Regions from separate parts of the Homo sapiens genome. Here region 2 is linked to region 1. The links are chromatin contacts, found by Hi-C in ENCODE. All regions are on one chromosome and are shown on one strand. The core of a region is the stretch at or near the end of the contact, and the rest is flanking DNA. Distances in the headings are between cores, read along the strand shown. Region 1 holds the start of CCNA2 (cyclin A2). Region 2 holds the start of ARLN (allregulin).

Region 1 (5,109 bases), core at 1,644-4,143:
CCCTGACTTCGTGATCTGCCCACCTCAGCCTCCCAAAGTGCTGGGATTACAGGCATGAGCCACCGTGCCCAGCCCAAGGTTATATCTTTTTTATTCCACTTAGTGCAAATATTCATCCGTATATTTTGTGCCAGAAATAGTACTATGTTTTGCTATTGGATGCTGCTACTCAGTCCCCTTGGGGTTAATACCATAGTATATTCCTTTCATTATCTTCCTAAAATAGGAAAAATTCTGAAATACATCTTGCATCAAGCTTTTTGGATAAAGGATTGACAGCTTGAATTATTCCTGTTTTACATATGAGAAAACTCAAGGTGAAATGATTTGCCCAGATCTTTGAACCTAGGACTATTTGCCTTCAAGTCAAATCCCAAGAATGGTCAACATATAGGTGGAATATTTTAATTCAGATAAGCTGTTAAAAATAGAATCTGCCTAGACTATGTCAAAATGGTCAGCTTGGTGGAAAAAATATACCACTTGTTGTGATGTTATATATACTGATAGCAGTTCAAAAATGGCCAGTAGTTGATTGTCTGAATTAATAGCTTGTAATCAATTGTTAAGAGGGTTATTAGGCAGATGATTTATATCTTGAAACTTGTTTTAAAATCCCCCCAAAATGACTATTTTTAAAAACATGGCTTTTAGGTTTGTGTATGTTAAATCATGGAATTACAGGTGCTTAAAAATAGATTATCAAGCAATTACTTTAGTGAAATACTGTGTCATTAAATATAACTAATCACTGACAGGAAATTTATGTTTTTTCTTTAAAGGCATGATCACTGATCTTTTCATAGATAAATTTAAGTTTAAAGGCACCAATGTAAAAACTAAAGTACCCCTTCTATTGGAAATTCTGGACAGTTATGACCAAAATGCATTGATTTCATTCTTCGATGCAGCATGACATACAAATAAGGTAAAGTCCCAAAGAAGTGGTCTGTTTAAATGAAAAATGTTAAAAGAGAATTAGAAGTTAACTGTGTATGTACTTTAATTTCAAATGCTTTTTTATATCTAAAAATATTTGAGATATAATGGCTTTTTAAAGTAATGCTTCTATTTCTTTTGACAAATTGAACTTTCTAAAACTAAAAGAGTCTTTTTATTTTTAAAACACAAGTAGAATGATTTAAATAGGATTTTAATGAATTTTTGGCAAGTGGCTGTTTTAATTTTTAAATTGAGAAGTAATATGTGGAAAATTAAAATATATTCAAATGTATTACAAGGTACATAAACACATAAACATGTAGACCGCTTTATAGGCTTCAAAATGTATTTTTATATATTACCTTATTTGATCTTCACAACTGTTGTAAAATTTGTCAAATCATATAAGAAAACTGATTCTCAGTGAAATTTTGTGATTAAGAGGACATGCTAATATTTTGTAAAGCTGGGACCAGAACCCAAGTACTGGTACTTGCTTTGTGTCCTGGTTACTATGTATGTTGCCAGCTAGTGGAAATAACCTACCAATTGTTTTTTCTAGGAGATAGGATTGATTTGCAACTGATATTCCTTTTGCTTGGTAGTGTTTTATGACTCTGCTGCAGTTTGTGGAAATGCTGGACTTGGCTCAGTGCTATAAATTGTAGCCAGGAAATAAGAAGAGCTTACACAGAGTCGGGGGATCTTAATTAGACATGCTGTAACCAGTGGAGCTATTCAGCGTGCTTCAAGTGAAGAGTGCAGAAATAGTGATGCCATCTTAGATTTTCCTACACTAGTATCTTCTAGATCTCTTTTTATCATATATGACATTAAGGCTACAGAAGTTTTGTGCATTAATCTTAATTCATATTTATTAATTTCAAGGGAATATTGAAAGGTTTTAAAATGGCATACAGATAATGGAAAATAAGCTTTATGTTTCAAGAAGGGCAGACTCACGAATTTTTTAGAAAACAGTGCTTCTTAATGATATGCTATTATACTTATTAGTTATGTGCAAGCTTTGTATATTCTTATATTTATATATAAATATAAAAATTTGTTAAAGGCACGTATAGTTAAGAGAGTTTTATTTTAATAAGGTCATATTGTTTTTACTATGTTTAAAAAACTTTACTTCTGAAAGGAACATAATTATATCTAGGTCACTAGAACGTCATTGTGTTTTTTGTTGGTTGCCACAGCTTGGGGAAAAATAGAAAAAAATTAATGACTGTATTTGAATATTTTGTAATGCACTGCTATTTATTATATATATCAACAGTAGTTCAAGGTGCCATCTTAAATTAATTGCATCTTCATTAGGAAAAATAAAAAGCATAAAACACAATTTCTGGTTACTATGAATAAACGCCTAAATGTTAAGATGACATTACAGTCTTGACACTTGAGTACTGTATTACTATGTGAGCTCCGTGTTAAATAATTTATGCACATTATTTAATCCTAACAACCATATGACTGTAGTTATTAGTCCCTATTAACACATAAGAAAACGGAGAATCGGAGATACTGAAAAACGTGCCCCAGATTTTAGACCTTTGGAAAAAGTCACTTAAGCTAACTAGACGTCCCAGAGCTAAAGGCTGGGCAACCCAAATGATAGTCGCCAAAGTTTAATTCCGTTTAATTCCCTAAAAGGCTTAGAGTCAGCCTTCGGACAGCCTCGCTCACTAGGTGGCTCAGCTTAAAATAATCGGAAGCGTCGGGCCCTAAATCCTACCTCTCCCCGCCCCGCGCAGGCGTTTTCTCCCGCCCCAGCCAGTTTGTTTCTCCCTCCTGCCCCGCCCCTGCTCAGTTTCCTTTGGTTTACCCTTCACTCGCCTGCGACCCTGTCGCCTTGAATGACGTCAAGGCCGCGAGCGCTTTCATTGGTCCATTTCAATAGTCGCGGGATACTTGAACTGCAAGAACAGCCGCCGCTCCGGCGGGCTGCTCGCTGCATCTCTGGGCGTCTTTGGCTCGCCACGCTGGGCAGTGCCTGCCTGCGCCTTTCGCAACCTCCTCGGCCCTGCGTGGTCTCGAGCTGGGTGAGCGAGCGGGCGGGCTGGTAGGCTGGCCTGGGCTGCGACCGGCGGCTACGACTATTCTTTGGCCGGGTCGGTGCGAGTGGTCGGCTGGGCAGAGTGCACGCTGCTTGGCGCCGCAGGCTGATCCCGCCGTCCACTCCCGGGAGCAGTGATGTTGGGCAACTCTGCGCCGGGGCCTGCGACCCGCGAGGCGGGCTCGGCGCTGCTAGCATTGCAGCAGACGGCGCTCCAAGAGGACCAGGAGAATATCAACCCGGAAAAGGCAGCGCCCGTCCAACAACCGCGGACCCGGGCCGCGCTGGCGGTACTGAAGTCCGGGAACCCGCGGGGTCTAGCGCAGCAGCAGAGGCCGAAGACGAGACGGGTAAAGGGATGCGGGATATCTGCAGGAGGGTGGGTCGAGCAGGGTTTGGCATTGGCTTAGCAGGCAGAGAAGAGTGGCGAGAAGGCATGTCCTGGGCTTTTGGAAGGGGGCCAGGGTCTGGAGTGCAGTTGGTGCTGGTGTGTGGTTTGCCACAGTAGGAGTTCTCCCATATTAGCATCAGGACCCCGCCAACACTGTGTGTATGCTGCCGGTCTGCTCTCTATAGGGGGCATCTGCCTGTACATAATGGGGTCAAACCAAGCTCTAAAACGTGTAGTCTTCGCTCAGCTCCGCGCCTTTCTCTCCACTTTTAAACCCCAGGCACTGCTGTAGGACTCTGACCCCTATCCTCCTCACGCTTAAGAGATGACCTCTACTTTAGAAAAGCGTGTACAAAATACTTTGCTTTTGGCAAATTCCGCCATTTTAGCCGGATTTGCTCTGTTGCTCCACCCTCGGGCGACAGTGGTGAACCAACAATTTTTTTGCTGTCTTTCCTAAACTTGTCACGTATTGGCCTGTCACCCGACCCTTCTTGTGGCCCTGATAAGTTTTGCATAATTCCACCTAGTGTTATCTATTGATAGCCTTTGTGGGAATGCCTGTGACAAATGGGAACATCCCTTCTCTTTTGAATACTGAAACTCTTCTTTGTCCCAGAAAGTTTAATTCCTGATAGAGTATTTGGGAGAAAAAGCAAAGGCCAACACCCATAAGAGAAAGAATGCAAGACTAGTAGGCTCAAAGCCAGTTATTAATTTTTTTTTAGGTTGCACCCCTTAAGGATCTTCCTGTAAATGATGAGCATGTCACCGTTCCTCCTTGGAAAGCAAACAGTAAACAGCCTGCGTTCACCATTCATGTGGATGAAGCAGAAAAAGAAGCTCAGAAGAAGCCAGCTGAATCTCAAAAAATAGAGCGTGAAGATGCCCTGGCTTTTAATTCAGCCATTAGTTTACCTGGACCCAGAAAACCATTGGTCCCTCTTGATTATCCAATGGATGGTAGTTTTGGTAAGTTTTAAGGAAAATCTGTGTGGAATTACGGTAATTATAATTATTAGATGATATTAATGATTTGCATTTTAAGATGTCTTATGTAGTCATTTTGACTATAGTGAGTTAGGTTTAATGTAACAAGGCTTAGAAAGGATGTGACTTATCTCAGATCTCACAGCTAACACTTGACTTGGTGACATACAAAAAGATCCTTATCCAGTGCTCTTTCAGGTTCACTGCCAGTCACATCAATCTAATTATAATTAGATCTTAAATGCTTATTTTAATCTGATCCCATAAATGTGTTCTTGGTTGGGAGAATAGATTTCAGTTTTATTTAACTCACTTATATATCACTTAGTGCTATTTGAAGATGCAGTCTTAAATATTGTGATTACATAACGTCTCTTCCAGTTTTATAATTTTGTTTCTATAAAACCAGTCTGGATTAGCATCTGATACCAGAAAGTGACACTTTTCCTCCTACAAGTAAATAGTTGTACCATGGCTGTTTACTCTTACCCATGTATTAAAGTAGCTTCTGTAAACAGCTCTTTGCAGTTTGTACTATTTCTTTGCCCTAGGGATATTGAGTCACTGGACAGCTCACTAAATCCAATCTCATTTTAGTTTTAGTTGTATTGATTGTGAGGAAGGAGGGGTGAGCAGGAAAAGTCCTTTGGAAATAATAATTTGTGTGTTTTTATCAAAATTTTGCAGAAAATGTTTAATCTCAAGGTGATCTTTGAAG
Region 2 (5,115 bases), core at 549-3,048, 2.5 Mb after region 1:
CTCTAAACTCATTTCTGTAATGTGGAATAATCAACAATCAGTGGGACTTTTACAAGGGTAAAGTCGGAAATAGAATCTTTCAACTGAATTTAGTTTAAATAACCCCTCCTTATTTGCACTAGTTGCTCTTCCAAGTCTGGCAGACGTTCCTGACTCTAGAACAGATCATACTGTCAACATCCCCTCATGATGAGCATGTGACTCTGGGCCAAAGACAAGTTTAAAACCATTTCAAGACCTGTTCAGTTTATGTCATGCTTCTTCAACACTAATAATCTCAATAATTTTTTATCAATCCTACTTCAATAACTAGGAGTAATTGATCCTACCTTGTCAGCGAGAAGAATGCTTCCATCTCTGGTAGAGGCAATTGTTTATTTGCCTTTCCTAATTTTTGTAAAGATTCAATGCCACTTAAGCCCAGGGTCTTTTTGTCTACTACCATCAGACAATCTGTATTACAGCACACAATCTAATTAATTCTCAGGTAATGGCCCTCTCATCCCAGAATCTACAAAGCATTTTTCTTGAAAGGTCGTATACTATCTTTGTCTCTAAAACCTGGCAATTGATTTGGAGGCAAATTGGAGCAAGGTTAGGAAGCTATGGAACAGCTTTAAGAGTGCTGGATTTGGAGTTAATTTTAGGCTTTATAATTTTTTTAGTAACCTTAGACAATTCACTCCTTTTGTGTCTCATTTCCTAATTCTATAAGATGGAGTACTGCCCCTTCAAAGAGGTTTTACGACGATTTAATGACTTTGTAAAAACACAACTACAGTCTTATCTCCATTTACTATGCACCAAGAGAACCACTTATATGTCTGGGTGCCCGTTATTTTCTGAACAATTCAGGAATCATAATGTGACAAGAAAGAGAATATTTGAAATTGGACCCACGAGGTAAAATCCAGGCAGTATAGGTCATTTTCTTCCTGCTAGCATTCTGTTCTTGCTGAGGCTCACACTCAAAGTCAAATAACCTTTGGGTTATTCTTCCCACCCCCATTTCCCCCCAGATGGAGTCTCGCTCTGTTGCCCAGGCTGGAGTGCAATAGTGGCACGATCTCAGCTCACTGCAACCTCCGCCTCCCGGGTTCAAGCGATTCTCCTGCCTCAGCCTCCCGAGTAACTGGGATTACAGGCGCCTGCCACCACGCCCGGCTAATTTTTGGATTTTTTTTTTTTTTTTTTTTTTTTTAGTAGAGACGGGATTTCAGCATGTTGGCCAGGCTGGTCTCGAACTCCTTACCTCAGGTGATCCGCCCGCCTCGGCCTCTCAAAGTGCTGGGATTACAGGGGGGCGCGGCCAGGTTATTCTTAAACCCACTCCCTTGAAGTACCTGCAAAATGCTCACGTGCTGCTCTCTGGCCCGTTTGGAAACTCAGTCCCGTGAGTAGGACGTCCACCTCATTGGTGGTGTTTAAATATTAAGTGTCAAATGCTAGAGACAGTACAAAACCCACCAGAGGGGGCCTTCCTAACACGTTGGCATAAGGATCCAAACGGAATACGGGGATAGGAGAGGTGACCTCGTGCAGTTTCAGGGAGGAGTCCATCACCTGACTGGACTGGGCCTTTCAGGGGGACGAGAACGTATTTCTTCCAACGAAACCTGAATAACCAGCTATCTGCCTGGGACGCCGCGAGGCAGAAGTAGGCGGGCCCATTGACTTAGTGTCAAGGCGGAGGCCGCGCTTCATGCCAGCGGTCACGGAGGCAGCGGAAAGCCGAGCCAGGCGCCTGCGCGCTGGGAAGAGTAGGTTCAGAGTGCATTCCGGAACCCGGGGCGCGGCGCACTGCGCAGGCGGCCGGACTCCGCTCAGTTTCCGGTGCGGCGAACACCAAAGTCCGGGAACTTAAGCATTTTCGGTTTCTAGGGTTGTTACGAAGCTGCAGGAGCGAGATGGAGGTGGACGCACCGGGTGTTGATGGTCGAGATGGTCTCCGGGAGCGGCGAGGCTTTAGCGAGGGAGGGAGGCAGAACTTCGATGTGAGGCCTCAGTCTGGGGCAAATGGGCTTCCCAAACACTCCTACTGGTTGGACCTCTGGCTTTTCATCCTTTTCGATGTGGTGGTGTTTCTCTTTGTGTATTTTTTGCCATGGTGAGTATCTCGAATGCAAAATTGGGGTGGTAAGGAGCTTAGAGATCATTTGCTCGCTTTTGGGCGGGGAGGGGACTGAATTCCAGAGAGTTTATATATGTCCAAGATCACACAGCTGGTGAGTGGCGCAGTCGGGTGGGTGGGGGAGAAGGACTAGGAGTAAAATGTCCTTCTTTAGCACGTCCGTGGGAGTCTCCAAAGAAGTGTGGAGAAAACTTGGCGTCATATTTTCTCATGATTTGGAATGAAACCAGCTAGGCTTGAGTTCCTGCAGCACCATGAAGCGACCGGAGAAGTTATTTCGCCTTTTGGAGCTTTATTTTTTCATCTGCCATTTGGGACCATTAGTAACCCAGGTCATAGGGGTGTAGTGAAGATTGAGATCGTAGTGATTTGCATGTTGCCTGGCAGTAGTAAGTGCTCAACGAAAGCTATTTTTACTATACAGCTGTTTAACCATGAGCAGACCACGCAGCTGTCTCAAACTAAACATGTCCAAAACTGAACTCTTAACAGCTTCTTACCCAAATTTACTTGCCTTGCAGCGTTACCATTTCAGTAAACGCCAACTTTATCCACCGTTACCTCCCAGAAACCTGAGACACTTTGCCCTTTTCTTACACACATCCACATATCCTAAAACACCAAGTTACAAAATTCTGTAGAGTTTACTTGTAAAACCCATGCTCTCCATTTTCATCGCCACTCGCTCTGAAAAGACAATTCTGGCAGAGGGTAAAGGAAGGGAACTTAAGAGAATAGGGCAGGAGGAAGCAGACACCAAATGGAGATGGTGTTAAGAGACAAGCTAAGGAGAAGCAGTGAGATGAAACAGGGCTCCTATGGGAGAAGAGCAGTGTAGCCCATCTAGACAGCTCTCCTGGACTTTGGAGTTGATTGTTCACTCACTGTTAACTCCTTAGTCACCATGCCTATGAGTTACTTCTGAAATTCTCACTTCTTGATAGGCAGTCACTTCTTCTACACCCCCAACCCCCATCCTATATTTTCACCAAGATTTGGGTGTCTTAAGCCTCACTGTCTCATTTCTTGGATGGTGTAGTAAGTTAGAGAAGACAGAGAGGGCCAGGCACAGTGGCTCACGCCTGTAGTCCCAGCTACTTGGGAAGCTGAAATAGGAGGATTGCTTGAGCTGGGGAGGTCGAGGCTTCAGTGAGCTGTGAACGTGCCACTATACTCCAGTCTGGGAGACAAAGCAAACCCTGTCTCAAAAAAAGGGGTGGCAGGGGAGCGAGAGGGATTAATGGGAGGATGGCAAAAGGGATAGGGATTTCTATAAAATTCTCTGTCAAGCCATTTGTAAAGGGAGAGTTTTACTCTCCCTCCCTGTTTTGGTAGAGACTGATAATCTCAAATACAGTGGGTTTTGTGTGTGTGTGTGTTTTTATGACCTGAACTTTCAGCTCTGGATAGAAAATAGAGGCCTTACAAGAAATGTTCTAGGCTTTTCTTTTTATCAATATGTAAATAGGCATAAAGTGTTAAAAACTGGGAAGATAAAGCACATATTGCTGACAAATACTTGCTTTTTACAGACTTGTTCGCTGATATCTAAATTAAGAAGTTGGTTCTTGAGTGAATTCTGAAAATGGCTACAAACTTCTTGAATAAAGAAGACAGGACTCTCAATAGAAGAATTTCACATCTCCAAGGGACCCTTCCTTTCATTTTACACTTTGTTACTAATTTGCAGAACTCTATTAATTGGGTAGGATTTCACCCATTCCTAGCTAAGTTCTTAAAATTAAACCCTTTGGTTCGTGTTTAAAAACTTTCAAACATCTGATGGCTTTACAGGGGCTGAATATAAAAGCATTTGTACTTAAAGGTCTTGTGTATTCATTAAGAAATATAGTAATGTCTTTTAATGTTTTAAGAGTTGATCAGGGTTTACTATGATGCAAGTAATAGGATGATTAATAAGGGAAGGTTTTTATGAATTCAAAAGTCAATTATTCAAAAGCAGGGAAAGATTTTGAGAGAGGGAACAAAGTATTCTTAGATTGCGTAGAAGCTGCTAGGTTCCAGTTTTAATTTTTAGGTTTAGTTGGACTCTGTTATGAAAAGATAGGTTATGGGTGGGCGACAGGTTGATACAGTCTTAGAAAAAGCAGGTAATATCAAAGTATTGGAAAGCTAGCATGCATGCCCTCTTACCTGGGTATCTTCCCCCTTTTTTCCTTTTAAACTCTTGAGCCTCCTATAACGAAGGATTATGTGTTTCAAACCTATTTTTTTTTTACTGTTTCATTAAGTGTGCTTGTGCCCAAAATATTTACTTGTATAATATCTGTAACTTGCTTAAATACTTCAGCAAAGTCAGCATATTTACTCATTCAACAAATATTTGAGCCAGGCATTATTTTAGACACAGCAGTGAACAAAACAAAAAGGCATTCTTGCCTTCATGGAGCTTACATTCTTATTGTTATTTAAATCTAAATGTTATAAAACAAGAATTTATATTCTAGGGTTGATCAGCTAGTATTTAATCAAAAAGGCCACACTCCCATAGCAGCTACTCTAAGCTGTAGTAGCTAATAAAAAATATTAATGTTGGCCGGGCACAGTGGCTCACGCCTATAATCCCAGCACTTTGGGAGGCCAAGGGTGGTAGATCACTTGAGGTCAAGAGTTGTGACACCAGCCTGGCCAACCTGGTGAAACCCTATCTCTATTAAAAAATACAAAAAAATACAAAAAAATTAGCTGGGCATGTTGGCATGCACCTGTAGTCCCAGCTATTTGGGAGGCTGAGGCACGAGAATTGCTTGAATCCGGGAGGTGGAGGTTGCAGTGAGCCAAGATGGGGCCACTGCACTCTAACGTGGGCAACAGAGACCCTGTCTCAAAAAGAAAATATTCCTGTTAGCCCTAAAGGCTTTACATGAGGAATGGTAGAAGTGGTCTTTTGTTTAAATTAGTTGCATTCAGCATATATGAATTGTCTTAAATATTTTGGGGATACTCCCCCGCCTTTTAAACAG

Evidence for each region. Hi-C counts contacts between places; a loop is a spot of excess contacts on that map. Pooled maps may share reads with other maps.
Region 2: a map of naive thymus-derived CD4-positive, alpha-beta T cell shows a loop between it and region 1 (9-fold over the local background). The contact joins the promoter of ARLN here to the promoter of CCNA2 in region 1. A Hi-C loop is called at or near these places in 1 of 168 maps with a recorded cell type or tissue (naive thymus-derived CD4-positive, alpha-beta T cell), 1 of 37 single-sample maps with no recorded cell type and 8 of 50 pooled maps.

What each region holds. Positions count from the first base shown.
Region 1 is chr4:121,821,667-121,826,775 of GRCh38, reverse strand. It overlaps CCNA2 (cyclin A2), which reads left to right and starts at 2,893. Exons shown (of 8, transcript NM_001237.5): 1 at 2,893-3,360; 2 at 4,130-4,373. The coding sequence starts at 3,148. BBS7 (Bardet-Biedl syndrome 7) reads left to right here. Exons shown (of 19, transcript NM_176824.3): 19 at 783-2,447. The coding sequence ends at 916. RefSeq lists enhancers at 3,045-3,114, 3,305-3,354.
Region 2 is chr4:119,297,328-119,302,442 of GRCh38, reverse strand. ARLN (allregulin) reads left to right here and starts at 1,798. Exons shown (of 2, transcript NM_001001701.4): 1 at 1,798-2,107; 2 at 3,664-5,115. The coding sequence starts at 1,908. The coding sequence ends at 3,664. RefSeq lists enhancers at 1,825-2,054, 2,155-2,204.